Linked DNA regions of Homo sapiens: region 1 is linked to region 2. The links are chromatin loops, found by intact Hi-C in ENCODE. Cell type or tissue: endothelial cell of umbilical vein. All regions are shown on one strand. Links, peaks and the distances in the headings refer to the core of each region. The heading gives the core; the rest is flanking DNA. Region 1 has its middle 20 kb from the start of CT47B1. Region 2 has its middle 86 kb from the start of CT47B1.

What was found. Peaks named below come from ENCODE experiments on the same cell type or tissue, not always from the same donor. Only the 100,000 strongest peaks of a DNase experiment are listed, where the experiment ranks them.
Region 1: it touches region 2 in a loop (9-fold over the local background); 4 of 110 quality-filtered maps call a loop at or near these places.

The regions. Positions count from the first base shown.
Region 1 is chrX:120,848,226-120,864,077 of GRCh38, forward strand. No RefSeq gene overlaps it. Among named protein-coding and RNA genes, the nearest start is that of CT47B1, 20 kb to the right of the region's middle. In endothelial cell of umbilical vein, for the core only: a CTCF peak has its summit at 9,324 (motif pointing left); no DNase peak of the experiment used is centred there.
Region 2 is chrX:120,781,648-120,797,499 of GRCh38, forward strand. No RefSeq gene overlaps it. Among named protein-coding and RNA genes, the nearest start is that of CT47B1, 86 kb to the right of the region's middle. In endothelial cell of umbilical vein, for the core only: a CTCF peak has its summit at 8,567 (motif pointing right); DNase peaks (open chromatin) are centred at 8,614 and 9,774; H3K27ac peaks cover 1,940 bases.

The sequences.
Region 1 (15,852 bases), core at 5,134-13,133, 67 kb after region 2:
TCTGCAATTCTGTATCCTTTTTCTTTTGAGATGGAGTCTCGCTCTGTCGCCCAGGCTGAAGTGCAATGGCACGATCTTGGCTCACTGCAACCTCTTCCTCCCGGGTTCAAGCAATTCTCCTGCCTCCACCTCCCAAGTAGATGGGACTACAGGTGCACACCACCATGCCCGGCTAATTTTTGTATTTTTAGTAGAGACGGGATTTCACCACATTGGCAAGGATGGTCTTGATCTCCTGACCTAGTGATCCGCCTGCCTCGGCCTCCCAAAGTGCTGAGATTACAGGAGTGAGCCACCGTGCCCAGCCAATTCTGTATCTTTTAAGTGGAGCATTTAGGCCCTTTACCTTTAATGTTAGTATTGAGATGTGAGGTACCATTCCATTCATCGTGCAATTTGTTGCCTGTACACCTTGGTTTTTTGTTTTAGGTTTTTGTTCTTTGAATTGCATTTTTGTTTTATAGGTCCTGTGAGGTTTATGCTTTAAAGAGGTTCTGTTTTGATGTGTTTCCAGGATTTCTTTCAAGTTTTAGAGCTCCTTTTAGCAGTTCTTGTAGTGGTAGCTTGGTAGTGGCAAATTCTCTTGGCATTTGCATGCCTGAAAAAGACTTTCCTTCATATATGAAGCTTAGTTCCACTGGATACAAAATTCTTGGCTGATGATTGTTTCGTTTGAGGAGGCTGAAGATATCCCTTCTAGCTTGTAGGGTTTCTGCTGAGAAATCTGCTGTTAATCTGATAGGTTTTCCTTTATAGGTTACCCGGTGCTTTTGTCATCTCACAGCTCTTAAGATTCTTTCCTTCATCATAACTTTAGGTGACCTGATGACAATGTGCATAGGAGATGATCTTTCTGCAGTGAATTTCCCAGGTGTTCTTTGTGCTTCTTGTATTTGGATGTCTAGGTATCTAGCAAGGCTGGGGACATTTTCCTCAATTATTCCCCCAAATATGTTTTCCAAACTTTTAGATTTCTCTTCTTCCTCAGGAACACTGATTATTCTTAGGTTTGATCATTTAACATAATCACAGATTTCTCGGAGGCTTTGTTCCTATTTTCTTATTCTTTTTTCTTTGTCTTTGTTGGATTCAGTTAATTTGAAGACCTTGTCTTTGAGCTCTGGATTTCTTTCTTCTACTTGTTCAATTCTATTGCTGAGACTTTCCAGAGCATTTTGCCTTTCTATAAGTGTGCCCATTGTTTCCTGAAATTTTGATTGTTTTTTATTTATGCTATCTATTTCCTTGAATATTTCTCCCTTCATTTCTTGTATCATCTTTTGGATTTCCTTGCATTGGGCTTTGCCTTTCTCTGGTGCCTCCCTGATTAGCTTAATAACTAACCCCTGAATTCTTTTTCAGGTGAATCAGGGATTTCTTCTTGGTTTGGGTCCATTACTGGTGAGCTAGTATGATTTTTTGGGAGTGTTAAAGAGCCTTGTTTTGTCATATTACCAGAGTTGGTTTTCTGGTTCCTTCTCATTTGGGCAGGCTCTGTCAGAGGGAAGGTTTAGGGCTAAAGGCTGTTGTTCAGATTCTTTTGTCCCATGGGGTGTTCCCTTAATGTAGTAATCTCCCCCTTTTCCTATGGTTGTGGCTTTCTGAGAGCTGAGCTGTAGTGATTATTCTCTCTTTTCTGAGTCTAGCCACCCAGCAAGTCTACCAGGCTCTGGGATGGTACTAAGGGTTGTCTGCACAGAGTCCTGTGATATGAACCATCTGTGGGTCTCTCAGCCATGGATACCAGCACCTGTTTTGGTGGAGGTGGCAGGGGTGTGAAATGGACTCTGTGAGGATTCTTAGCTTTGGTAGTTTAATGCACTGTTTTTGTGCTGGTTGACCTCCTGCTAGGAGGTTGTGCTTTCCAGAGAGCATCAGCTGTGGTAGCATGGGGAGGAACAGGTGGTGGGCGGGGCCCTATAACTCCCAAGAGTATATGTCCTTTGTCTTCAGTTACCAGGGTGGGTAGGGAAGGACCGCTGTGTTGGGGCAGTGCTAGGCGCTGTCTGAGCTCAGACTCTCCTTGGGCGGATCTTGCTGTGGCTGCTGTGGGGGATGGGGATGAGGTTCTCAGGTCAATGGAGTTATGTTTCTAGGAGGATTATGACTGTCTCTACTATGTCATGCAGGTTGTCAGGGAAGTGGGGGAAAGCCAGCAGTCACAGGCCTCAACCAGCTCCCACACAATCCGAAGGGCTGGTCTCACTTCCACCGTGCCCACCCCCCGCCCAACAGCACCAAGTCTGTTTCCAGGTAGTGGGCAAGCAGGGCTGAGAACTTGCCCCAGGTTACCCTCCTCCCAACTGTGAAAGCAAATGTGTCTTTTCTTCTTCCTTGCTTGTGGAGTCTGCACACTGGATTCATGCCCTCCCCTGAGTTCTGGCCAGGAGGCTTCTCAAACAGTTCAAATTGTTACAGAGTTTAGCTGGGGATTTTCTTCTCCCTGTGGTCTTTTCCCGGTGCCTCTGGCCACCCTCTTGAAGGGCCCCTGTGAGGCCAGACAAAAATGGCTTGCTAGGGAACCCGGTGAGCTCCCAGGGCTCTTCCTGTTGCTTCCTCTACCTCTGGATTTCGCTCAGCTCTCTGAATTGACTCAGCTAAAGGTAAGATCAAAATCTTTTCTAGGTCAAAATCTAGGCCTTCAGTTTCCCCAGTAGGGATGTGTGTTCGGGGGCGGATGATCTCCCTTTCCCACCTCTTCAGTTTGGGCACTCACAGTATTTGGGTTGTCTCCCAGGTCTTGCAGGAGCAATCTGCTTCTTTCAGGGGGTCTGTAGGTCCTCTCAGGTTTCCTGATTTGTTCCTGCAGTCGTTCTGAAGCAAAAACTCATGATGCGAGCCTCTACATGCTGCTCTGTCCATCCGAATTGGAGCTGCAATCTAGTCCTGCATCCCATCCGCCATGATCCCCTGAGAGTCTCTAGGTACTTTAGCAGCCTGAAGCCTTTCTGCTGAGAAATGCAGTGTAGGCTTTCATTGAGTACTGTTCACTTATGACACTATCAAACTAAATTCATGCCTACCAGTTGTACTGGAGACTTGCTAATAATGTCTTCCTCTTTCATTTTTTTTTTAACTTGACTAGGCACCAGGGCTGATTAGATCAGTTTGTTTTTTTTCCTACAATAATGATGTTTATTTCAGCCCTGAAATCTTTTGGTAATTTAAAAATGGTTGTTGTATAGCATTTGCACTGGTAGATATAACAATTGTGCTTTGTTGTTTTCCATGTTGTGAAACTAGCTAAGAATTACCCTAACAGTGACGTTGCCAATTCTGTCTCTTGTCCGAAAAAAATATGAACTACCCTTACTTGGAGATAGTAAATGCTGGATTATTTGTGTTTCTGAAAAGATTTGCCAGTCTAGGGATATTACTGTATTAGTTAGAGTAAATGCTAGGCATATCACTTCTTCAAATAATGATTCAGGGACTGAAACTCCTTTCATCTTATGGCAATGCCATCTTTAACATGGCATTCTAGGCTCTGTTTTTATTCCAGTCAACTAGAAGGAAAAAAAGAACATGGAGAATATTATATAGGAGAGCAGGATTGGAGATGATACATATCACTTTGGTTCATAATCCATTGGGCAAAAATTAATCACATGAATATAACTAACTATAGGGGATACTGGCAAATATGGTCCAGATACATGGCCATTCTAAGGAAAAGGAAACAGGTTTTCATGAACAGATAGTATCTATAATAATTAACTTTGGAGCAACCACTAGAAAGCTAAACCATTCCTTCTACCTGTTTCCTTTTCACTGGTGCAACAGAGCCACTGGGGAACAGACACGCTGCTTCCCACTCCTGTTGTCTTTTCTGATGTGTCCTTAACTTCTAGGTGGAAGGAGCTAGACACTAACCTTACTGATTGTGAAAGATGATTGATCCAGAGATCAAGAATCATTTAGTGAATGCCATGTTAGGTAACGTATTAGTCCATTTACGTTGCTATAAAGGAATACCTGAGACTGGGTAATTTATAAAGAAAGAGGTTTATTTTGGTTCCCAGTTCTGTAGGCTGTACAGGAAGCATGGTGATGGCATTCATTTCTGGTGAGGGCCTCAGGAAGCTTACAGTCATGGCACAAGGCAAAGAAGGAGCAGGTATATCACATGGCAAGTGAGGGAGCAAGACAGAAAGGGGGTGGGTCACAGATTTTTTTAAACAACCAGACCTCATGCTAACTACCTGAGAAAGAACTCACTCATCACCAAGAAGATGGTGCTAAGCCATTCATGAGAAACCTGTTCCCATGACCTAAACACCTCCCACCAGGCCCACCAACAACATTGGAGGTCACATATCAACATGAGATTTGGAGGGAACAAAACATTCAAACCATATCAGCTAATGATAAACTGCTAAAGAAAGTTGTATCACCTACATTTTTTCACTTTATCTTTTCCTCACAGGTTTGCTTAGAGGTAAGGAAACTGGGATCTCCCTCCGGTTCTTGCTGAAAGGAGACACTTAGCTGTGTTCTGAAGTATCAGCAGGCCAGAGCTGGTACCCACATGTGACATTATCAAAAGTAGAGATGAGCAAATATTTACCAAGCAATCAACATGTGCCAAATACTTGCTAGGAGCTGAGGACACAGAGGTTAATAAGATGGTTAAAAACAGTAATGAAATATCTCTTTTCTCTGATAATATTGGCAAAATTTAAAAGGCTGACAATAGCAAGTGTTGGTAAGGAGATAGGGAAATGAAACTCTTGAACAATGCTGATGGGAGTAAAAGTCAGTACAGCCACATTGTAGAGCAATTTGTCAGTGTCTCTTAAAAAAATTCACATACCCTATAATCCAGCAGTTTTACTTCTAAGTCTTTTTACTAGAGTAACACACATGCATACACATAGGCATGTAGTAAAGCACTTCATCATAAATTTCATGATAAATTTTTCATAATAGCAAGATCTTGGAAACAATCTAAATGTCCATCAATAGGGACAAAAATGGTTAAAATGGGGGTACATCCATATAATGGAAAGCAATTAAAGTGAATTACCTAGATATATCTATCATCATGGATATATTTCATAAACACTTTTGAGTGAAAGAAGCAAGTGGCAGAATGATGTACACAGCCACATGATATTTGGGAAAATGTGCAAACCAATACTGTATATTTTATATGGATATAGGTTATGTCTGTAGATGTATACAAAAAGATTGGAAGGCTACACATCAAACTCATATTACTGTTTGGTTACCTTTGGAAAAGCAGTGAAGGGATAGAGCATGGGGGTGGAGGTCAAGGGGGCTTTTGGCTTTACCTATAATATTCTATTCTGAAATAATAAACGGTATTTTTATAAGTTATTTTTAAGTGTGGAAAAACTGGAAGTAAAAGTGCCAAAAGGTTAATAGTGGTTACTTGTGAAAGTTAAAAAACTGGGTGATTGTTTTATTATTCTCTGTACTCTTCTGAATGTTTTAAAATTACTGGCAACAAAAAGGGCATATAGGGAAAAAACCGAAAATACCCATCGTCCATGACTTTAAAGAGCTTGCTCTCTAATAGGGGAAAGATAGGCATAAAGAGGTAAAGAGTGCTGAGAGAACAAAGAAAAGAGTCTCCTAACTTAGGCTCAGGGGTCTAATAAATGCTTCCTAGAGAATATGCCAATGATTTAGGCCTTGAAGATCAAGTATGAGCTTTCTAAGTGAAGGAGCTGCATCCAGGCAAAAGAAGGGGCATAAGCAACAGTGTGGAGATAAAGAGTAGCATATTGTGACTGGGCGCGGTCGCTCACATCTGTAATCCCAGCACTTTGGGAGGTCGAGGCGGGTGGATAACAAGGTCAGGAAATGGAGACCATCTTGGCTAACACTGTGAAAACCCATCTCTACTAAAAATACACACAAAAAATTAGCCGGGCATGGTGGCGGGTGCCTATATTCCCAGCTACTCAGGAGGCTGAGGCAGGAGAATGGCGTGAACCCAGGAGGCAGAGGTAGCAGTGAGCCGAGATTGTGACACTGCACTCCAGCCTGGGCGACAGAGCGAGACTCCTTCTCAAAAAAAAAAAAAAAAAAAAAAAGTAGCATAGTGTATGAGGAAACTCCAGTTGGTTTTGTTTGTCTGGAGTATACATTCTTAGGTAGGAGGTTGAGGCAGGAAATGAAACAATGTGGGTACATACAAACTGGAAAGGTTTCACTAAGGAACTTGAATATTTTCTTATTAGAATTACTAAGATGTATTGAATGATTTATCATGTGCTAGGCAGTGTGTGAAGCTTTGTACATGTACATCATTTAATTTTCTCCACAGCCTGTAAGAGGTAGGTGCTATTATTATCTTTGTTTTAGAGAAAGGAAACCGAGGTTCACTGAGAGAATCATGTATGTATTTGGGCAGTGAAATACTTTTTAGTTGATTGATTGAGATCTGGAGGTCCCACTGAGGAGATTCCACGCTAGAATGCTGTGCACACTTACGAGTTGTTTCCTAGCTGTGGGGATGAGTTTGCACTAAGCTAGTGATTCCTGAATGTTGGTGAGCATCAAAGTCACTTGGTGGAGCTTATTATCATTCAGCTCCCTGGGCTCCAATCTATAGGTTCTGATTCAGCAGGTCTGGGGTGGAACCCAGGAATCTGTAGGTTTAATACTCACCTCTGATTGTGATTGTGATGCAGGTGGGCCTGGGATCACACTGTGAACAATCCCAACACTATTGCCTTTTCTTTCTTAACATCTTTGGACCACTGGTGTTCATTTTAAGCATGGCTGCCCAGGAGCAGGTCAAAACTCTAACTATATATTACAAAAATTAGCTCTACTACCTTGGAACTCCATTTTGCTTAGATAATCAGTCACAGACCTAAATAGAAAAAGCCCATTGGCAAAAACTGTAGAGTGAACAGGGGCCTTCAGTTTCTCACCTGAGCTCTTCCAGCTCCTAGTGCTCATTAGGCCCAGGGCTAAGTGCTTGATAAATGTATAGTATACACTGCTGGGTGGTCAGCTGATTAGGCTGAGCATGACCATAAAGAAGAGTGATAAATTGTAGGTAAGTCATCAAGTTTGTATTTTACAAGCAAATACATTACACATATAAATTACTTAGAAACCAACTGGATTTGTGGGCGAGAAATTCTACAAATGGGATGCAGAGGACACAGTCTAATATTGCCATCACACATCACAGAAAACAGAGGCTCAGGGACTATCCAATAGCCTTGATTCAGAGATATCTCATTCATATTCCTGTCACAGTGTAAACTCTAACCTTTCCCCACTCCATTCCATTGGCATGGGTGAGTTTCTTCCGGGTCTCCTGGAAGAATGTTTATTTCTGTCTCCTGTGTCACTGGGAGCAATAGGTAGGAGCAGAAAATTCATGTTCAAAACTCTCCATTTCCTTCTCCTTAAAGCCTAGATAGATGGTTAGGAGATTAATGGAGCCTTTTGAAGTTGGAGATGAAAATCCTATTGAATCACAGCAGCATGGTCTCTTTGCTTCCCATGATGGTCCTGTATTCTTGCCTTTCTTTTGAAGTGATATCAATTTGACGAATTGGTCGAGGCTGTCATGTTTTACAATGATGTGGCTCCACCTGTTTGCCTTTTTAGGGCCACACTCAAGATTATGTTAATATAGTACAGCTTTAAGAAAGGAAATGGTTATTTTTTGGCTTAAATGTGTCCAGAATGTGGGCAAAGGATAAAAACATAACATAATGCATTGGTTTTTTATGTGCTCATTCACCTTTGTACTTAGCATTGAAAATTCTGACTAAAAAGTGTTCTTTCCCCACAACCCCTTTAATAATTATTTTGTTGAAATTTTATCTTCCTCCTGATACTGTGGTTATATCTCTTCACACTTTCTGGTCTTTTGTAAGTTCTGTGTCCTTTTCTGACCAAAACACATTTATATGCTGCACTCGCATGATGTCCATGTGACTAAAAGTGAAAGATCCAGTTAAACAAACTCGTTTGTGTGTGCGTGTGTGTTTCTTCCCTGTGGATTCAACTATTTTTCCCCCAGATTTTCTGTGATATATACACACCCCATGTGCATGAGGAGCAAACTATTAAAATGGGCATTAGAAATGATGGAGTCATGAGGCTGACAGAATCTGAAGCTATCTTCTGATACAGCTCCTGCATACAGGCAGGTAAATATTTAGTCTCTTTAAGATAAGTAGTCATCTTATCTCTTCTTCAAGGGCTTTACACACTATTTTGATTATTTAGTCCAGTGTTTTGTCTCCACAGTCAAGATATTCTTCCTCATGATTAGTGATGTTGAACATTTCTTTCATCTATTTGTTGGCTATTTATATGTCTTCTTTTGAGGAATGTATATTCAGATCCTTTGCCCATTTTTAATTGGGTTATTTGTTTTCTTGCTATTGTTTTGAGTTTCTTATATATCCTTACCAGATGTATGGCTTTGAAACATTTCTTGTCCAGTCTTTAGGTGACCTCTTCACTCTGTTAATTGTTTCCTTTGTTGTGCAGAAGCTTTTTTAATTTGATGTAATCCTATTTGTTTACTTTTGGTTTTCATTGCAAATTAAACTACAAGGAGATAACACTTCACACCTATCAGAATAGCAATTATCAAAAAGACAAAATATAAGTGTTGGATTAACATGGCAGATAGGAGGCAGGACTAGCTTGCAGCTCCCGCTTGGACAGAGAGAGCAGCATGTGGAGACTCACATTGTGAACTTTTGCTCCAAGAACTACCACAGGAACATACCAGCAAAGGAGAGAGAATCCACAGACCATTTGAAGGAACTGGATCAATGCTGCAGGCTCCCTGAGATGCTGAAAAACTGTAAGTCTGCTTGCCTTCTCAATGAGGAGGTTTGTGGTCCAGGGCAAGTACTCAGTCCTGGTCACTGGCTGCCTGAAAATAGGCTCAGTGTTGTTGGGGAGGAACAGTGGGAGTGAGACTGGCCTTTAGGACTGCGGGCTGTGAGGGAGTAGGATGAGGCCTGTGACTTTCCTCCACTTCCTTGGTGACCTGTATGACTCAGCAGAGGCAGCCATAATCCCCCTAGGAATATAACTCCACTGGACTGTGAACTAAACTCAACTCCCATCCCCCACAGCAGCCTCAGCAAGCCCTGCCCAAGGAGAGGCTGAGCTCAGACACGTCAATCCCTGACCCCACCTGGTGGTCATTCTCTACCTGTCCTGGTAGCCAAAGACAAAAGTCATAATCTCTTGGGAGCTCTATGGCCCCGCCCAGCACCTGAGAAACCTGAATACTTAACCAGGTGTCCCTAGGGCAAGTTTGCATCCTCCTTGTAGGACCGCAACTGATGCACTCTTGAAAGCGCCACCTCCTGGCTAAAGGCTAGCCAACACAAAACCAGTGCATGAAACAAAAACACAACCAAGGAACCTCACAGAGTCTACTTCACTCCCCTGCTGCCTCCACTGGAGCAGGTGCTGGTATCCATGGCTGCAAGACCTGAAGATGGATAACATCACAGGACTCTTTGTAGACACTCCTCAGTACCAGCCGAGAGCCTGGTAGGTCCACTGGATGGCTAGACCCAGAAAAAGAAAGACAATCACTACAGTTCAGCTCTCAGGAATCCCCATTCCTATGGGAAGAGTGAGACCACCACATCAAGGGAGCATCCTGTGGGATAAAAGAATCTGAACAGCAGCCCTTGAATACCAGATCTTCCATCTGACACAGTCTACCCAAATGAGAAGGAACCGGAAAAACAATTCTGGTAATATGACAAAACAAGGTTCTTTAACTCCCTGAAAAGATCATACTCAGCTCACTAGCAATGGATCCAAACCAAGATGAAATCTCTGAATTGCCAGAAAAAGAATTCAGAAGGTCAATTATTAAGCTAATCAAGGAGGCACCAGAGAAAGGTGAACTCCACCTTAAATAAATCAAAAACTTGATACAGGATATGAAAGGAAAATTCTTCAGTGAAATAGAGAGCATAAATAAAAAACAGTCACAATTTCTGGAAATGAAGGACACACTTAGAGAAATGCAAAAGGCACTGGAAAGTCTCAGCAATAGAATCAAACAAGCAGAAGAAAGAACTTCAGAACTCGAAGACAAGGCTTTTGAATTAACCCAAACTGTCTAAGACAAAGAAAAAAGAATTTTAAAAAATGAACAAAGCCTCCAAGAACTTTGGGACTACGTTAAACATCCAAACCTAAGAATAATTGGTATTTCTGAGGAAGAAGAAAAATCCAAAGGTTTGGAAAACATATTTGAGGATATAATTGAGGAAAACTTTCCTGGCTCATATGGTTCGGCTATGTCCCCATCGAAATCTCATCTTGAATTCCCAGGTGTTGTGGGAGGGACCTGGTGATAGGTAACTGAATCATGGGGGCAAGTCTTTCTCATGCTGTTCTTGTGCTAATGAATGAGTCTCATGAGATCTGATGGTTTTATAAAGAAGAGTTACCCTGCACAAGTTCTCTCTCTATGCCTGCTGCCATCCATGTATGACATGGCTTGCTCTGCCTAGCCTTCCACCATGATTGTGAAGCTTCCCCCCACATGGAACTGTAAGTCCATTACCCCCCCCCACCTTTTTTTTAATTGCTCAGTCTCAGGTATGTCTTTATCAGCAGCATGAAAATGAACTAACACTGGCCTTGCTAGAGATCTAGACATCCAAATACAAGAAGCTCAAAGCACACCTGGGAAATTCATGGTAAAAATATCATTGCCTAGGCACATAGTCATCAGGTTATCTAAAGTCAAGATGAAGGAAAGAACCTTAAAAGCTGTGAGGCAAAAGCATCAGGTAACATATAAAGGAAAACCTATCAGATTAACAGCAGATTTCTCAGCAGAAACCCTATAACCTAGAAGTGATTGGGGTTCTATATTCAGCTTCCTTAAACAAAACAATTATCAGTGAAGAATTTTGTATCCAGTGAAAGTAAGCCTCATAAATGAAGGAAAGATGCAGTCTTTTCCAGACAAGCAAATGCTGAGAGAATTCACCACTACCAAGCCAGCACTACAAGAACTGCTAAAAGGGGCTCTAAATCTTGAAATAAATCCTCAAGATACACCAAAATAGAACCTCCTTAAAGCATAAACCTCACAGGACTTATATAACAAAAACACACTTTAAAAAACCAATGTGTTCAGGCAACAAATAGCATGATGAATAGAATAGTACGTCACATCTCAATACTAACATTGAATGTAAATGGACTAAACACTCCACTTAAAAGATACAGAATAACAGAATGGATAAGAATTCGCCAACCAAGTTGCTGCCTTCTTCAGGAGACTCACCTAACACATAAGGACTCACATAAACTTAAGGTGGGAAAAGATATTCCATGCAAATGGATATCAAAAGTGAGCAGGAGTAGCTATTCTTGTATCAGACAAAACAAACATTAAAGCAACAGCAGTTAAAAAGAAACAAAGAGGGACATTATATAATGATAAAAGGACTAGTCAACAGGAAAATATCACAATTCTAAATATATATGCACTTAACACTGGAGCTCCCAAATTTATAAAACAATTACTACTAGACCTAAGAAATGAGATAGCAATACAATAATATTGTGGGACTTCAATACTCCAACGACAGCACTAGACAGGTCATCAAGACAGAAGGTCAACAAAGAAACAGTGAACTTACACTATACCCTAAAGCAAATGGGCTTAACAGCTACCTATAGAACATTATGCCCAACAACTGCAGAATATACATTCTGTTCATCAGCACATGGAACATTCTCCAAGATAGACCATATGATAGCCTACAAAACAAGTCTCAGTAAATTTAAGGAAATCAAAATTACGTCAAGTACTTTCTCAGACCACAATGGAATAAAACTGGAAATCAACTCCAAAAGAAACGCTGCAAACCATGCAAATACATGGAAATTAAATAACCTGCTCCTGAATGATCATTGGGTCAACAATGAAATCAAGATGGAAATTTAAAAATTACTTGAACTGAACGATAATTGTGACACAACCTATCCAAACCTCTGGGATACAGAAAAAGCAGTGCTAAGAGGAAAGTTCATAGAATTAAATGCCTACATAAAAAAAGTCTGAAAGAGCACAAATAGACAATCTAAGGTCACACCTCAAGGAACTAGAGAAACAAGAACAAACCAAACCCAAACCCAGCAGCAGAAAAGAGATAACAAAGATCAGAGCAGAACTAAGTGAAATTGAAACAAAAACATACAAAAGATAAACGAAACAAAAAGCTGGTTCTTTGAAAAGATAAACAAAATTGATAGAACATTAGCGAGACTAACCAAGAAATGAAGAGAGAAAATCCAAATAAACTCAATTAGAAACATAACTTTTTATTTTTATTTTTATTTATTTTTCAATTTTTAAGTTCAAGGGTACATGTGCAGGTTTATTAATAAACCCATGTCGTGGGGTTTTATTGTACAGATTATTTCATCGCCCATGTATTAAGCCTAGTACGCTTTGTTATTTTTCCTGATCCTCTTCCTCTTCCCAGCCTCCACCCTCTTAGGCTCCAGTGTCTGTTGTTCCGCTCTATGTGTCCATGTGTTCTCATCACTTAGCTCCCCTGTATAAGTGAGAACATAAAGTATTTGATTTTCTGTTCCTGCGTTAGTTTGCTAAGTATAGTGGCCTCCAACTTCATCCATTTTCCTGCAAAGGACATGATCTCATTCTTTTTATGGCTGTATTGTATTCCACGGTGTATATGTACCACATTTTCTCTACCTAGTCTTCCAGTGAAGGGTATTTAGGTTGATTCCATGTCTTTGCTATTGTGAATAATGCTGCAATGAATACACATGTGCATGTGTCTCTATAATAGAATGATTTATATTTCTTTTGGTGAATACTCAGTAAAGGGATTGCTGGGTGAAATGGTAGTTCTGTTTTCAGCTCTTTGAGGAATTGCCACACTGCTTTTCACAATAGTTGAACTAATTTACACTCCCAGCAACAGAATATAAGCATTTCCTTTTCTCCCCAACCTTGTCAGCATCTATTTTTTTGATTTTTTAGCAATGGCCATTCTGACAGGTATGAGATGGTATCTCATTGTGGTTTTGATGTGCATTTCTTTAATGATCAGTGATGTTGGCCTTTTTCCTGTGTTTTTTGGCCACGTGTATGTCTTCCTTTGAAAAGTGTCTGTTCCTGTCTTTTGCCCACTTTTTAATGTGGTTGTTTCTTTCTTGTAAATTTGTTTAAGTTATTTATAGATGCTGGATGTTAGACCTTTGTCAGATATACAGTCTGCAAAATTTTTTTCCCATTCTGTAGATTGTCTGTGTATTCTGTTGATAGTTTCTTTTGCTGTGCAGAGCAGAAGTTCTTTAGTTTAGTTAGATCTCATTTGCCAATTTTTGCTTTTGTTGCAATTGCTTTTGGCATCTGCGTCATGAAATGTTTGCCTGTTCTGATATCCATAATGGTATTGCCTGGGTTGTCTTCCAGGGTTTTTATAGTTTGGGGTTTTACATTTAAGTATTTAGTCTATCTTGAGTTTATTTTTGTATACAGTGTAAGAAAGGGGTCTAGTTTCCTTTTTTTTTTTTTTTGAGATGGAGTCTTGCTCTGTCGCCCAGCCTGGAGTGCAGTGGTGTGATCTCCGCTCACTGTAGCTCTGCCTCCCGAGTTCACACCATTCTCCTGCCTCAGCCTCCCGAGTAGCTGGGACTACAGGCACCAGCCACCATGCCCGGCTAATTTTTTGTATTTTCAGTAGAGATGGGTTTCACCATGTTAGCCAGGATGGTCTCGATCTCCTGTCTTTGTGATCCACCCGCCTTGGCCTCCCAAAGTGCTGGGATTACATGCATGAGCCACCACACCCGGCCAGAAAGGGGTCTAGTTTCAATCTTCTGCATATGGCTAGCCAGTTCTCCCAGCACTATTTATTGAATAGGAAATGCTTTCCCCGTTGCTTATTTTTTGTCAGTTTTGTCGAAAATCTGATAGTCGTAGATGTGCAGCCTTATTTCTGGGCTCTCTATTCTGTTCCATTGGTCTATGTGTCTGTTTTTGTATCAGTACCATGCTGTTTTGGTTACCATAGCCCTGTGGAGTTGGAGAGCATGATGCCTCCAGCTCTGTTCTTTTTGCTTAGGATTGCCTTGGCTATTTAGGCTTTTTTGGTTCCAAATGAATTTTAAAATAGTTTTTTGTTGTTCTGTGAAGAATGTCAGTGGTAGTTTGGTAGAAATAGCATTGAATCTATACATTGCTTTGGGCAGTATGGCCATTATAACAATATTGATTTTTCCTATCCATAAGCATGGCATGTTTTTCTGTTTGTGTCATCTCTGATTTCTGTGAGCAGTGTTTTGTAGTTCTCCTTGTACAGATTTCACCTTCCTGGTTAGCTGTATTCCTAGGTATAATATTTTATTCTCTTTGTGTCAGTTGTGAATGGGATTGCATTCCTGATTTGGCTCTCAGCTTCACTGCTGTTGGTGTATAGGAATTCTAGTGATTTTTGTACATTAATTTTGTATCCTGAGACTTTGCTGAAGTTTTTATCAACTGAAGGGGCTTTTGGGCTGAGACTGTGGGGTTTCCTAGATAAAAGATCATATTGTCTGAAAACAGGGATAGTTTCGCTTTCTCTCTTCCTATTTTGGATACCATTTCTTTCTTTTTTTTTAAATTTATTATACTTCAAGTTCTAGGGTACATGTGCACAACGTGCAGGTTTGTTACACATGTATACATGTGCCATGTTGGTGTGCTGCACCCATTAACTTGTCATTTACATTAGGTATATCTCCAAATGCTTTCCTTCCCCGCTCCCCCCACCCCATGACAGGCCCCAGTGTGTGATGTTCCCCTTCCTGTGTCCAAGTGTTCTCATTGTTCAATTCCCACCTATGAGTGAGAACATGTGTTGTTCGGTTTTCTGTCCTTGCGATAGTTTGCTGAGAATGATGGTTTCCAGCTTCATCCATGTCCCTACAAAGGACATGAGCTCATCCTTTTTTATGGCTGCATAGTATTCCATGGTGTATATGTGCCACATTTTCTTAATCCAGTCTATCATTGATGGACATTTGGGTTGGTTCCAAGTCTTTGCTATTGTGAATAGTGCTGCAATAAACATGCGTGTGCATGTGTCTTTATAGCAGCATGATTTATAATCCTTTGGGTATATACCCAGTAATGGGATTGCTGGGTCAAATGGTATTTCTAGTTCTAGATCCTTGAGGAATCGCCACAGTGTCTTCCTTTCTCTTGCTTGATTGCTCTGGCCAGAACTTCTAATACTATGTTGAATAGGAGTGGTGAGAGAGGGAGGGCATCCTTGTCTTGTGCTGATTTTCAAGGAGAATACACCAGCTTTTGCCCATTCAGTCTGATATTGGCTGTAGATTTGAGATATATGGCTCTTATTATTTTGATGTATCTTCCTTCAAGATCTATTTTATTGAGAGTTTTTAACATGAAGGGGTATTGAATTTAATTGAAAGCCATTTCTGCATCTATTGAGATAATCATGTGGTTCTTGTCTTTAGTTCTGTTTATGTGATGAATCACATTTATTGATTTGTGTGTGTTAAACCAAGCTTGCATCCAGGCACAAAGCCTACTCAATCATGGTGGATATGGTTTTTGATGTGCTGCTGGGTTCAGTTTGCCATTATTTTGTTGATGTTCGTCAAGAATATTGGCCTGAAGTTTTCTTGTTTTGTTGTGTCTGCTAGGTTTTTAGTATCAGAATGATGCTGGCCTCATAGAATGAGTTAGGGAGGAGTCTCTTCTCCTCAAATTTTGGAAATAGTTTCAGTAGGAATCACACCAGCTCTTCTTTGTACATCTGGTAGAATTAAGTTGTGAATCAGTCTGGTCCTGGGTTTTTTTGG
Region 2 (15,852 bases), core at 4,215-12,214:
TGTCTGCTTTGAGAGACTCAAGCTCACTTGGTATATGCTATATGGCATTGTTCCCTGAGTGTAGAGATTTCCTATGTCTTATGAAGTATTGTATTCCACTCAGTATCTAATGAAGTTAGTTCCTCATGAGTTTGTACTAGGTGTTTAGTCAATGAAGACTGTATGTATGCCTGCAAAATGTCTGTTTTGTTTGATTTAAAAATATCCTTCTAGCAGAGTATTATAAACAATTGGTGTTAAATTTCTAAACAAGTACTGCCAGTTTGGGAGGGGACAAAGTTTATGGCAAGGATTATGGGTATGGGAGGTAAAGGCAGGAGATATGTGTGCTTAGTCAAAAGTAAGGCATTGAACAAAACTAAAACATGAACAAAACCTGGAACGAATCACACTAATTTGCTAAATGTGTGTGTGTGTGTTGGGGGGGCAACCTGGTGTAGCAGAAAAAGCATAGATTTTACAGTTGGACAGACTTGGATTCCAATTCAACTTTGCTCTTAGGGACCCTGAATGAGTTACTTAACTTCTTTGAGCCACAGTTTCCTCATGTGTAAAATGGGTATGATCATTGATTAAAATCTTATTATAAAATGAACTTAAGAAAAATAAACACTCACCAAAGAAAATGATCCTTTTATTATCATTGAGGCAAACAAAGCCTCCAAAACACATAGAAATATCTTTCCTTATTAATTGTTGCGTTAATAGCCTATACTTATTTTCACAATTAACTTTGAATCTTAATTTTCTACTCCAAAGCCTTTTAGAGGTTTTTCTTTGATTCTTGTGTTTATTACCTTTCCCACTGCGGTAGACAGATTCCTAGGATGGTCCCCAGTGAACCCCACCTTCTCATATTCATGCCCTTGTGTAATCCTCTTTGAGTGTAAACTGGGCCTAAGGACTTGCTTTTAAGAAATGGAACAGAGCAAAAATAATAGGATATCATTTCTGTGGTTAGGTTATAAGACTGTGACTTCCATCTTCCTAGCTGATTCTCCCTCTTGCTGGTTTTGATGAAGCAAGATACCATGTTGGAGAGGCCCATTTGGCAAAAACCTAAGGGTGTGCTCCAGCCAATAGCCAGTGAAGAACCTCAACCCAACAGCCTGTGAGGACGTGAATCCTGCCACCAACCACATGAGTGGGCTAGGAAGTAGATCCTCCCTCAGTTGAACCTTGAGATGAGACCCTAACCCTGGCCAACAACTTTATTATGGGTTTGTGAGAGACCCTAAAGCAGAGACTCAGTTTAGCCATGTCTAGATTCCCACAAAACTGGAGATACTAAATGTGAGTTGTTTAAGCTGCTATATTTTGGAGTAATTTGTTATGCAATAGTAACCATTATGCCTAGAATGAACTTTATAGTACCATTTCCTAGAAGTCAAAAGAATGCCACCTTCTAGACTTTCAACAGAAAAGTATAATAATAATAACAGCAGCAACAACATTGTTTATCATTTATTGAAAATTTTATATGTGATAGGTATAGTATTAATTGTTTTACTATATTAAACTTATTAACTTATTTAACTTAACAGATTAGGAAACTGAGTCTCAGAGAGAGGTTAATTAACTTGTCCAAATTAGAATGGATAATGGATTGTATTACTTCAAAACTCATGTTCTTAAATCAGGTAAATACAATGAGCTTTTATCACAATATGATGACTTCAGATGTACTCTAACTGTGCTTAGCTCCGTGCTTGGCACACAGTAGCTGCTCAGTAAATGTAAGCTGTGATTATTAGATCTTGAACTCACAATAAAGAGACCCTGTGTCAGTTTGCATTGAAAAGCCAGCTCTTCATATCCTGCTGGGGTACATGGTCTTGCTCATAGTGATCACAGTAGTCCACACATTTTGAGCAAGGCCCTGCTTCACCAAGTGACTTTAATAGCCCATCCAAATATGTCTTCTCAGGAGGCCTGTCTAGTGTGCTGCAACGTGCTGAACTAATTTTCATTCTGCTCAGATCGTACCATTGACCTCTGGGGGCTCTGATCCATTCACATAGGTTGCCCATGCCCATATACAGATGCTGGGCAATAATATTTAGAAGAGTGATCAAATATGAGGCACCAGTTGCCTTCCAATGATCTGTTGCAGCTGAAATTAAATACTCCTTTCTTATTATCTCTACAAGACTTGGTTAACTCCTATTTACAGATGGAATTTTATAGCCAGCATATTTTATAGAGCACTTACCCTAATGACAATAACAGAAACACCTTATAACTGTGTCAGCTTGACTGTTTATAAAAACACTTTCATATGCATCTCATTTGATTCTATGGCACTTCATCTATGCCCTATGAAATGAATACATTTCTACCTCATATTATAGCTATTTATACATGAGGCTGTATGGTCTAGTGGAAAAATCATACTCTGGCTTCGGACAAACCTGAATTTGAATCCCAGGTCCACCACTTCCTAGATGTGTGACTTGAACAAATCTGTGATCCTCATTAAACTTTTGTTTTCTGCATTTGTAAGGTGGGCTTAATCATGCACATCTTATAGGGTTTCTGTGAGGTAAGAGATAACATGTAAAGTGCAGGGCAACTACTATGTATTCAACTAATACTTTCTTAAAAATATTATCATTAGTTTGTATGATGTTAGCTAGCAAAATCTGTGACTATTCATTTTATCTCCAACAGACCCAGAATTGTGCCTTTTATCTTTAGAAAGAAGCTTAATACATACTTCTTGAATAGACAAACCTGAGGTAGGCACAGGAGTTATTATCCCAGTAGATGGAGGTTAAATGGCCTGCCCAGGGATCACATGGCTGATAAATGATAGAACTGGAATTTGGATTCTGATTGTTTGCTGTCTAGTCCAGTGCATCTTCCTGCAGTCTTTTAGATTGGTTTGCAAAACTGACATGCTGGAAATAAAGTCTCTTGTAGAAGACAGCCTAGTAAGCGACAAGTCTAGGTTTTCCACTAGGATTCAGATATCTTTGGATGTGCTGTAAAGAGACACCTCATCCTACTTCCTCATGGGCTATAAGGAGTGTCTTAGAAAGAGAGCCACAGGCCGGGGGTGGTGGCTCACGCCTGTAATCCCAGCACTTTGGGAGGCCGAGGTGGGTGGATCACGGGGTCAGGAGGTGGAGACTATCCTGGCCAACATGGTGAAACCCCGTCTCCACTAAAAATACAAAAATTAGCTGGGGGTGGTGGCGCGTGCCTGTAGTCTCAGCTACTCGGGAGCCTGATGCAGGAGAATCGCTTGAACCAGGGAGGCGGAGGTTGCAGTGAGCCAAGATCCTGCCACTGCACTCCATCCTGGCAACAGCGAGACTCCATCTTAAAAAAGAAAGAAAGAAAGAAAGAAAGAAAGAAAGAAAGGGAGTCACATACCCTAATAGACATGCTATTGGACATGCTCAGTCCAATAAAATGGGCTTAGTTGTTGGAGAGTTGGGGTAAATCTGAGCATAGTCTATTGCCCACCATTAAGATTTACCCATCGATCTAGTTTCCCAGGAATTTATGTCTAAATCTTAGGTAAAGAGGTGTTGAAAGTAAAAATAAAACACAAACAGAAAAAAACAGTAGTTTCTCTAAAGATCTCTGTGGGATATTGGAAGAAAGATAAGGCAGCACCGCTTTTATGCCTACCTAATTGAGAGTTAGCTCAGAACATAGCCAACTGTGGCACATGGGGTTTCTAGGGAGCAGAACTCAGCTTTGGCACTTGGAAGGCGTTAGCACATCAGTGATGCCAGGGGCAGCACAGAGCTGCAGATGCTACCCAGTCTCTAGTAATTGGCACAGCAGTAGCACCTTGTGCCATATTGTTTAAAGAGCAGTACAAGGCAGCATCAGTGGCTTGATGTGGCCTTGGAGACTTTGGGAACTAAGCAGTATCCTTGGTACAAACATTAATGCTGTCATCTTTCATGGTAGGCACTGGTAGCAGCGATGAGGTGCCTGTGGTTTGGTATAGGTAGCAAAGGTCTAGGAAGTCCGTAAAGTGGAGAAGGCTTCTTTATGGGTAGACTTGAGACAACCCATGGGGGTTATGAGAAATAAGTGGAGAACCTAGAGATACTGTAATGATAGATTTGGGGGAAAACCAGAGAAAATGCTGTTTATGATCATTAATATCCCACTTTTACCTGTAGCTTCATATGGTTTGGGGAATTATTGATTATGATTATGATAGTAACCTGACATGAGTGGCCAGATTGATCACAGTATAGATAGCCTGGGGCCCTTCCAGCTCCTGTTCTTCAGTATGAGAGGTTTCTAATTGTCACACGTGGAATTCTGCCTTCTTCCTCATACCTGCCTCCTGCTCCAACACGCTACGAGTTCAATATTCGGTGCTATCAAGCAGCATTCCTGGAAGCACAGAGATTTGAAAGAAAGGTTTCTGAATGTCATGCCAAATCTCCATCTGACTGGAGTAACTCAAGCAAATAGTCCAAAACTTCCAGAATAAATTGGATAAAGGTGGTAAGCACTTTCGAGCTTCCAAGAAGTGGGGCGGGGATGGAGGAAGCTGCCCAATATTAACAATATGCACAGAGACAGAGGCATTTGTATTACAGTGGGTGGTATGCTGTGTTTCCCTCTTACTAAGTGTTGCCCATGCAAAGGCTGAGATGGTGGCATGATGCCTTTGCTGTCAGTGATACCAATTGCATTTGTGTACTCTAAGAGAAATAAAATAAGCTTCTTTCCCTCATGATGATATAATTGTCTTTCTTGTCCTTCGAGATTAGCCAAAGATGTAGTAAAGGCATTAGATATGTGTTAAGAATGACACCACCACAACCACCACCATTACCAGCAACAACAAGAGTAAACACTTACATAGCACTTATTCCGTTTTTGGCACTGTTCTAAGATACACACACGCATGCATATACATGCACATACTTTTTTTCTCCATTATTCCATCTGTCTTCTCACAATGACTTACAGATTGGGCAAAAGAGTGGTCCTCCTCAGGCCAAATTAGGTTTTTCTAAAGTGTGTTTTTAAGATCTTTTGTTCTGGAGAGCTTAACAGGTGTTACAAAACAGGATTCCCTGATCAAGTAAGTTTGGGAGACATTGGGTTATAAAATATAAGCACATTTCTCTACTGCAGGACTTCCAAATGGGCTAATGTATATGGAGATTTTTTCTGATAGAGGAAAATCATAGATGAAATCTGCAGAATTTCTCAAAAAGAGGCAGTAAACCGTGGTGTTATGAGTGGGGGCCTCTGATAGCAGACTTTCTGGGTTTAGAACCCAGCTAGGATATTTCGCTTGCTCCTTATAGGACCTTGGAAAAGTCTGTTTTATCTTTTTGTGCTCCAGGTGTCCTTATCTGTCAAATGGGGATAATGGTAATATTTACATCAGAGTGGTTTTAATATATTCAAACTGCTTAAAAGAGTACTTGGCTTTTAGGAAATGCTCGATAAATACAAGCTGTTTTTTTTTTTGTTTTTTGAGACGGAGTCTCTGTCACCCAGTCTGGAGTGCAGTGGCGCAAGCTCAGCTCACTGCAACCTCTGCTTCCCAGGTTCAAGTGATTCTCCTGCCTCAGACTACAGAGTAGCTGGGGTTACAGGCAAGCGCCACTACGCCCGGCTAATTTTTTTGTATTTTTAGTAGAGACAGGGTTTCGCCATGTTGGCCAGGCTGGTCTCGAACTCCTAACCTCAGGTGATCCACCCACTTCGGCCTCCCAAAGTGCTGGGATTACAGGTGTGAGCCACCGTGCCCAGCCTTTACAGGCTAATTTAATTTTAATTTGATTTGACTCTGTAACCCTTTTCTTGCAAGCATCTCAGGGGATTAAAGTCTTACAGTGCACGTGTGTGGTGCACACACACACACATACACACTTTGGAAAATGCCAAGTTGGGTCCTTCTGGTAAAAAGACTATAGAAGAATGGCACTGGGGAAGAAAGAAAATAAAGGAGATCAGATGACGCCTGGGTTGAAAGACTACAACTCTGCAGTCCAAGTCTCAAAAGTTATTTTCTTATTCCGTCTCTAGATACTTTAAAAATTTTTATGGAGATAATTACCTGCTGCCCTCAAATTGGTTATGTTTACTTTTCTGGAGGAGGGAAAATGGACTAAATGAGGTTTTCGAAACCCAATTCTCCAATGACTTAAATGGCTTTGATTTCCGCATTTGAAAAATGGATCTACTGTTACTGATCTGCATGTGGAATTTTCCTACGAAAAAGGTATGATACTCAAACATCTATGATTAACCTAGGCCCACAATCAAATGGAATTACCATCTCGTGCTCCAGTTTTATCATAAGATGGCAAATGGCAAGATATCAAGCAATATCCTGACTGGACTCTTTGTGGGCTGAAGGTTCTATATCCCCAACTACCCTTTAGAGATAGGCGGTATCATGTAGCGCGTGAGTCCCACAACTGTCATGTACATCAGAATCACCTGTGTGTCTTGTAAAAGTAAAGTTAAAACAACCAAACTTCAGAGTTTTTGTTTCAGTAGGTCTGTTGGGGGCAGGTTGTGGGGAGAGAGGGCTGAGAATTTTGTTCCCAGGTGATGCTAATGGTGCTGGTCCAGGAACTGCACTTTGAAAACCGCTGATATATGTTCCCCTTCCTGTGTCCATGTGTTCTCATTGTTCAATTCCCACCTATGAGTGAGAACATGGCACATGTATACATATGTAACAAACCTACACGTTGTGCACACGTACCCTAAAACTTAAAGTATAATAATAATAATAATAATAATAATAATAATAAAAGAAAACCACTGATATAGAGGTTAAGTGAGGGGGCACTGAAATTGGACAGACCTGGGTTTAAACTCTAGCACCATCACTTAGAAGCTGTGAAATCCTGGTTAAATTATTTAATCTCTGTGACTTAATTTACATATCTATAAAGTGGAGATAATAGTAACAACCTGGTAGGGTTGTTGTGAGGACTAATGAGTTCATATATGTGAAGCCCTTCAAATAGTGCCTGCTGTAAATTAGCCTCAGTTGTTACTATTGTTGTTATTGTTATTGTTATTAAAAGAAAGGTCTTGTAGGGAAGAGAAGTCAAGTCAGGGCTCTGAGTTGGGACAGGATCCCTAGGAGTGGGAAAAAAAGCATTGATATGACAACCCACATTATTCCCTTTTAAAAGGGACATTAATGGTAGAAGTTGATACATTGGTTTTCTAGACATGAAGATGCTTCAGGACAGGGCTATTTAAACCCCGAGAGTTGATTTGTGTTACTCAGCTGTCTAGTTTGCTGGTCTTTCTTAACTCCCTACCACCTCAACCCCACAACATTCTTAAGCTCCTCCTTTCCTTAGCAAAGTGGCAACAGGACAAGTTTAGCAGTGGCCCTCTAAGGCAGATGCTCCATGCCCTCTTCAGAAATCTCCTGGCAATATTTTCATTCCAGGGAATATTTATGAAGTACTCACTTGTGTTTCAACCTCCATGGTTTGATTTTTGTTTTAGAAACCCAGCTAATTCTTCCGGGGGAAAAAAAGGTCCCAGTTTAAAATTCTGATGCCTTTGGTAAGTTGTCCACAGAAGAGAGAAATTTCGTTAATGATCTACCCACCTTGCTCTCAGGTATGCCTCCCATGTTTCAAGGTTCCCTATGTACCTTTAATTTTGATAATAATTAGGAAGCTTGTAAGCATTATCAGGAAGCAACTGTGTGCCCTGGTTGGGGGAGGGTGAATACATCTGGGCATTAAGTAACTGGCCCTCAATCTCTCTGAATGACATTTCAGTGCATTTTTTAAGGATCAATTTTCATACTTCATTGTGGTGGCTGATTCTGGTATGCTGGACAGAAAGGTTTATGATGCCCAATGGGTTAATCAGCTTTGACCAAATCTTTCTTGAAGTACTAAAATGGAGTGTAGCTCTCATCCACAGCAGCTTTCTCCCTCTGCTCATTAGTTCATGTCGGGACTTTAATAGTACAAAGCAAAAGAAAGAGGGTGTGTGTTTGCGTGTCCCCATTTGCCTTTTCCCTCTATACTCACCAGCTGAGAGTAATTTATTTGTTTCCACAAGGGGAAATGTGGAGATAAATGCCTCAATGATTAAAGTCCTGGCCTATAAGTTGGAAAACCTTGGTTCTAGAACTAGCATCACCTGTGACTTTCTTTATGACCTTGGATTTATTAGCTAGATTTTTCTGGGCCTTTGTGTCCTTTCTGTAAAATAGGATGGTCTTGATCATCCCATTTCACAGGGTTGTTGAATACCTAATGAGATAATATACCTGGTCATGCTTTGGAAACTCATTAGTGTTTTATGGATATAAGAAATGATTATTATACTCAACAAATTCTGATTAGATATTCTGCGTTTTTTCTCATGCCCTATTTAATAACAATCTTATAACTTAAAGAATCAAAATATAAATTAAATAACTCTGTATATTTTACAGAGGTAAAACTTAAATTACGGGTTAAGAATTTTCAAAGGGCCAAAGAAGAAAAAGCCTCCAATAAAAAGCACAAGGGAATTTATTTTTGTCTAGTTGACTGGTCTTTCAGAAATAAAAAAGAAGCCATTTCAGAACTGACCAGTAGATGTCAGTGTTTGACAAGCACATAGCTGTTTGCTGAGGCTCCCGTATTAGCATCTGGCTCCATTTCAGCTAGCAAGTTTCTCTGCAAAGGAGAGGGAGTTTGTGTAACTGAAGCAAAGATTTTGCTTTCTCACTTCTCGCCCTGTCTTGCGGAAAACAGCATGATGCTTTGGGTAAGTCGTCGTTATCTTCACTTTCAGTGATTCCCTTTATAGATCTGCAGTCTGCTGAGAAGTTTAAAACACAAAATTAAACATGTGCTTAGCTCCCTGAAGGCCACATACTTGTTTTTCTTCACAAAGGTGCTTTTCCTTTTCCAGACCCACCTTCCCTTCATCCTACCCTTTGTGTAATATTAATCAAATATAGCCAGGAAATACTGCTGTTTGGGGACCAGGTTCCAAAGCTCTTGAAACAAGGATTTTATTTTTTGCTGCAGAGTGACACTTGCTCTGATTTCAGATGAAATTGCCATTTTCTAAAAATGGCAGCTACTTGGTGTGTCATTTTTCAAAAGAAAATGTGATCACATTGTAGCTGCGCTAAGCAGCCTCTTTCAGTCCTCTTTCGTTTTACACTTTTACTGGAAGGCTTTGAAAGAGGCAATGCAATTAGGTTCCAGTTGTCTCTGTTGAACTCAGAGATGCTCACCTTTTCCTGGGGAAGATGAATTCTTGTTATGTTGGTTTCTTATCGCATCCTGGATTAGGGAGGAAATGTGCAGCGAATTCAGACTAGGGATGGTGATAAAATCAACTGAGCTCTTTGAAAAGGCCACCCGCCTTGGGTTTCTGGAATTCAGACTTGTGGGGCTTTTACTCTTGAACAATTTTTAAGGATTGGGTAGTCAGGTTTTCTTTTCTTTTTCTTTCTTTCCTTCTTTCTTTTTCTTCTTCTTCTTTTTTTTTTTTTTTTTTTTTTTGGTGCCTGTGTTGCCCTTTATAAGCAGCCAGCTCAGATGCATTTAGAGACCATTTTTGTGGAATGATTTGGAACTGCAATCTCCCCTCCTTGGTTTGCTCTCATCCTTTTTGCATTTCTATTGGCCAAATGGAATGAAATAGTTCAATGTCATAAAGTCAGAGGTGGCTTTAGGCTTTGGGCACACTTTCTGAAGACCAATGGAGGTGGTCTGGGTGTGACAACGCCTACCAGTGTGGAGTAGTGCCCTGCTGCAGCATTCTTAGTGGCTGCTGGCCAAGAACTGGCCTTGTCCTGGGAAATGAGTCATCAGACATAAGCAGCTTGTTCTTGGAGGCAGAGCTGGCATTGGTTTCAAGGTCCTCTTGCATTTGGTGCACATCTGCTACTGCTTCACTGTGTCTCAACCTCCCTGGGTCCCCTCTCAGCAGTGTTCATAGTCTTGGAGGAAGAAACGTTCCCCCATTTCCCAGAAGGCTGATTTTCCATCACCTTGCCACTTCCCAACTCATTCCAGAGAACTTATCCCTCCTCAACTCCTGAAGGACCCTTTTTTTTTTTTTTTTTTTTTTGAGATGGAGTCTCACTCTGTCACCCAGGCTGCTGGAGTGCAGTGGCATGATCTTGGCTCACTGCACCCTCCACCTACGAGGTTCAAGCGATTCTCCTGCCTCAGCCTCCTGAATAGCTGAGATTACAGTTGCGCGCCACCACACTGGCTAATTTTTGTATTTTTAGTAGAGAACGGGTTTCACCATGTTGGTCAGGCTGGTCTCGAACTCCTGACCTCATGATCCACCCACCTCAGCCTCCCAAAGTGCTGGGATTACAGTCATGAGCCACCATGCACAGCCAAGGACCTTGTTTCCATACATAAAGAGGTTGAAGGTCTGGACCTTTTAGTCTGACACCTTCAACCTCTTCCTTACCTTGATGCTTCCCCTCTGCTTTCCTGCAAGTGAGGTAGTTAAGAGCAATAGTTTTGGAGGCCAACATACCATAGCCACTTGCTACCTGTCTGACATTAGGCAAGATCCTTTATTTCTCTGAGCCTCAGTTTCTTTGTTATTATTTTTTGTTTTATTTTAAATGAACAAATAACAATTGTATATATTGTATATTTATAGGACACAATGTGATATTTTTATACATGTTAATATTGTGAAATGATTAAATCATGCCTATTAACAAATCAGTCACCTCATATACTTTTTTTGTGGTGAAAACATTTCAAACCTATTCTTTTAGAAATTTTGAAGTATACGATGTGTTATTATTTATTATAGTCACCATTTGGTACAATTGATTACTAGCAATACCTACCTTGCTGTGTTTTGTGATTAGTAAATGAAGTACTATATGTAAGGCAACTAGCACTTTGTAGGAGCAAAGTAATCTATAGCTGCTGCTGTTAATTTTGTTGTTATTACTATTCTACTTGTTGCCGGCCTGCTCTCATCTCACTCTCCTCCCTTTAACTGTTCAATATTTTGAATGACTAGGTTATCCTTATATTCATTTACATTTACCATTTACTCACTATCCATTCCCTCTTGTTTTGGCAATTATATTTTAAATTCCAAAGGTTCTTCTTGTTCTCTGTTTTTTTGCTTGTAATATCTTGTCCATATTTTATTTCATTTTTTTTTTGAGGCAGAGTTTCGCTTTTGTTGTCCTGGCTGGAGTGCAATGGTGAGATCTTGGCTCACTGCAACCTCCACCTCCCAGGTTCAAGCAATTCTTCTGCCTCAGCCTCCTGAGTAGTTGGGATTACAGACACCTGCCACCACGCCCAGCTAATTTTTTGTATTTTTAGTAGAGATGGGGTTTCACTATGTTGGCCAGGCTGGTCTCGAACTCCGGACCTCAGGCCATCCACCCGCCTTGGCCTCTCAAAGTGCTGGGATTACAGGCGTGAGCCACTGTGCCCAGCCTATCTTGTCAATATTTCATAGATGCAAAGATCATTTCAAACTAGTCTGAAGAAAATAATTAGAATTTAAAAAAATCTCCATTGTTCCTAGAATTATTTTTATTCTAGGGTCTTTTTATGTTTTCTGCTTGTTTCTGTTTGCTCAATTATCCTCTCTTCTCTGATTATTGACATTTTATCTACTTTTTCTAGGTCCAGTTCAAATGACATATCCACTATGATGTCATCCTTAATCCCCATAGTTGGAAGCAAATACTCCCTTCTCTTCTTCACTTCTATAACCCCTGGTTTGCACTTTTTTTTTTATTACATAGCACCATATATTGTATAGTTAAATGTTTGTTTTTGTGTTTCAGTTTGACATTCTCCTTGGAATATAAATTCCTGAGGTCCAGGACTGTGCTATACATGCCAACCACTCTGTGTGTGTTCAGTACTGGGCTCCCTGCCTTTGTAGGGACACAGAAGGATCTTGCTGGCCATCAATACAGTGTGAGAATCATGAAACTTAAGTAAGAATGTCCAGTAGATCAAAGATTGAAGTAGTAGAGAACACAGTGGATCTTTTCTATAAATCTTTGCAAGTTGGCCTTGGGTTGAGACGAGTAAAGTGGAGACTTGCCTGAAGTGAGAGCTGGACATGACTTTTTGTGATTCTATAGAGACAATGGCTGTGGGCCCTGTGAGACTGCATTGCTGGGATACCCTGTCCCCCTGTAGCAAATGGCCAATAGCTTCAAAGTAGATGTGTGTCAGCATGGAGCTAAGTTTGGTTTCAGTAGTGGGTTTGGACTGTGTCAGGATTTCTTCAGGGGGGATTAACTCATGTCTGAATATTTTAGCCCAAACTTCTCAGCAGGAAATTCCTTCACAGTAAACATCATGTTACAAATGAAAAGGTTGTCTCTCTTTTTGTCCAAAGCCTGTCAATCTCACACATATAATACAAGGTCAAGGCGAAGGCTTGACTGATCTGACCAGTAAAGATACAATGAACCACTTTTAGATTTAGACAGTTTATTATTTACATAGACAGCTGAAAGCAGAATAAGCCTTAAAGTGCCAGATCCCTGTGATCCTTGTCCCATACGCTACAAAGGATGACATGGAAAGAAAAGAGGCTGGATGACTGCATTGCACACTGTGGGATACCCCATTGCTGAGGAGCCTATTCCAGGGTGCCTCCAAGCAGTTTTATGTTCTGTAGCTTTGTATTCACCATAATACGTAATAATATAAATTTATATTTATAACTTTTATTTGTATTTTATATTTATATAAAATTTATATTTTATAAATTTAAATGTACATTTATGTATTATACATAAAAGCAGTTTTATGTTCTAAGGGGGGCATAGCAGAAAACCCCATACCTCATCAGAATCAGGCAGGTGATGAGAAACGATCTCATTGCAGCCCCTCCAGGAGAGGGAGGGAAGTGAGTGAGAGACTTCCTCGTAGCAGCTCCTTATAGGCTTCTAGTCCTCTAATGTTCCAGAAATAGCACAATGCGTTCCACCAAGACTCAGTCTGTGGTTCAGCCTTTGCCTGCATGCTCTATGTGGATGTGTGGTAAGGTCATCAGGATTCCATGGCAGAGCCAGTTTCCTACAATGCCATTCCTTCTTTGATACCTAGTCACGTGTTGACTGATAGTAACTTTGGTTTCTACATGCTGAAGACTTCTGACAACCTCCCCCTCACACCCCTGCTTCTCTAGAGTCAGAGCTTACCTATTTCCAACAAAACTATTTATAGAATTTGCCCTTATTCTTATTGTTCACCCTGTTCCTTATCCTTCCTAATCAAGTTTGGCTGATTCACTTCCTTGCTTTCTCATACAGGGTTCTTTCATCACAAGAAACATCTAAGAAACTTCCTGATCAGGACAGGAATTGGCTTCTAAATCTGGGTCTCTATGAGCCTAGCACTTCTAGTTTTTTTCTTTTTCTCACTTTGTCCTATTTGGTTTCTGCAGGTCTTCAGGATTCTGTATGTGTGTGTGTGTGTGTGTGTGTGTGTGTATGTGTGTGTGTGTGTGTATGTGTGTGTATATATATGTATATATACATATATATACACACACATACACACACACACACACATATATACACACACACACACACACACACATATATATATATGTCTTGACCAGAGGCCTTTCCCTACCCTTTGTTAGGGAATCCTTAGTGTACCTTAGAGTATCTTAGAGTACCAGATGGATTTGGGCTGTGAAGACTGAAAGCCTACAGCTTTTCACCTTCTTGCCTTGACCTTGAGTTCACATGTGCCTCTTGATCCCTGGCAACCTCCTTGCCTAGGTACTAACCTATTGCCTAGTCTAAGCCCTTACTTTAACATATTGCTGGCTCTCTGGATCCTGGCTTTCTGCCCTGGATCTTCCTGCCTATGTCCTTAGTACTAGGAGATTTCATAAAACCACATATTGAAAGAATGTCATATGTGGCCAATTTCAGTGAGGCCAAAACCAGCGCTGTGATAAAACACCACACCACTATGGTTGCATTATTGGGTCAGTACCAGTACTATGAGGTAGGATTTTCTCTTTCCGTGAGCTACTATGATGTAGTATTTCCTCTTTCTGTTAGATACTGCAGTTGGGGCTGTTGAAAGTAAGTAGAATTTACTCTAGCTCTGCTCCCTTGGAAGTCATACCCAGGCAGACAGTACTTAGAACAGGGGAGCTTGGTATGAAGAATCACCAGGGTGCTTGCTCCTTCTACTATGAATGAATGGGTTAGTGGTGAGTCTTGCTGGGAATGGCCCTCTTGAGCAATATTTTAAAAAATATAATAATGCGGCATTCAGTTATGGTTGGGGTGGAGTGTAGGGACTCAGTCATTCATCTATCCAGTCATTTATTCAACAAATATGTATGGTTTCTTACGGATTAGGCACTTTTCTAGACTCATCTGTGAATGAAATAGATACAATTCTTGCCCTCATGAAATTCTAGTTGGTGGTATGGAGGGGCAAAAACATTAAACAAGTAAGAGACAAATATGATGAGATGAAACCAGGTGCTGACAAGGGTTATAAAGAAAATACATTGTCAATGTGCTAGAGCAGACATGCGTTAGATAAGAAAGGCCTGTCTGAGACAGGAGTGTGTAATTTATGTGAAGATCAGGAGGAATAGCTTTCTAGGCAAAAGGAGCAGCTACTACTGAGGCAATGAGTAGGGACTTAGCATTCTAGGCTGAGGGAATACAAGTAAAGCCATGGAGGCTCAGATAATCTTTGCTAAGGGGTGTAGTGGTAGGTTTTGGATGGGGAGGAGGTGGCACTGTGAGGACTTCTTAATTAGACTTTTTTAAATGAACTGTCCCCCAAACACATAAGGACTCAATAGCTTTCAGGCCCCTTGACCAAAAGAAGACATTGTCTGAAATGGAGGTTTTTATAGCCTCTGACACCCATTCTGATGTTCATGAGTTGGCAGAGATGATTGTGAATCCATTTTTAGGATGCAGGAAAGCATGACTTTTTTGCATACATTCTCTCTTCCTTTCTTCTTCATATACACCCAGTGAAAAAATTGGACAGATTAAATCACACTAAAATGTTAGTGAGTGTGTATAATCCCTCCTATGAGTAGTTGCCCTTTTAAGAAGACTCCAGAGAAAAAGAAACAAATATAGGAAAGGATAAATGAAATGACTGAATTCTTAATATTAGAATTTCAAACCCTTGGCCAGCCAAGTAAATGAAAAATCCCCTTTAAGTTTGTTGGCATCTTTCACCTACAGATTCATGAGGTCAGGGAACACTCTCGGATATTCAATTAGATTTCTTTTTTAAAAAAATTTTATTTTATTATTATTATACTTTAAGTTTTAGGGTACATGTGCACAATGTGCAGGTTAGTTACATATCTTTTTTGTTTTTGATTTTATTTTAAGTGCCAGGGTACATGTGCAGGATGTGCAGGTTTGTTACATAGGTGTATATGTGCCCTGGTGGTTTGCTGCACCTATCAACCTGTCACCTAGGTATTAAGCCCCATATGTATTAGCTATTTTTCCTGATGCTCTCCTCACCCTGCTCTCCCGCGACAGGCCCCATTGTGTGTTGTTTCCCTCCCTGTGTCCATGTGTTCTCATTTCAACTAGATTTCTTATTAGCATTCCTTCTCTGTCTCAGATCTGGAGGTATTCCAGATGTATGCACAGCAGCCTCTGGGAACTATCTGCATTTTCCATCTGCTGCTGGAGTCCATTTTCTTGAACTTTGGTTTCCCGCCTGAAGACAGGAACAATCTCTGCCCTTCCCCTCCCCATAATGAGCTTGGAAGGCTGACAGAGAAGATTAAGATCATTGCCATCAAGTTTTATCTGCTGTAAGCAAAAACAGGAAACCAAGAAAGAAAGGCGCAGCATAGCAATAGCTTTTGAGTGGGTAAGATGGGTGA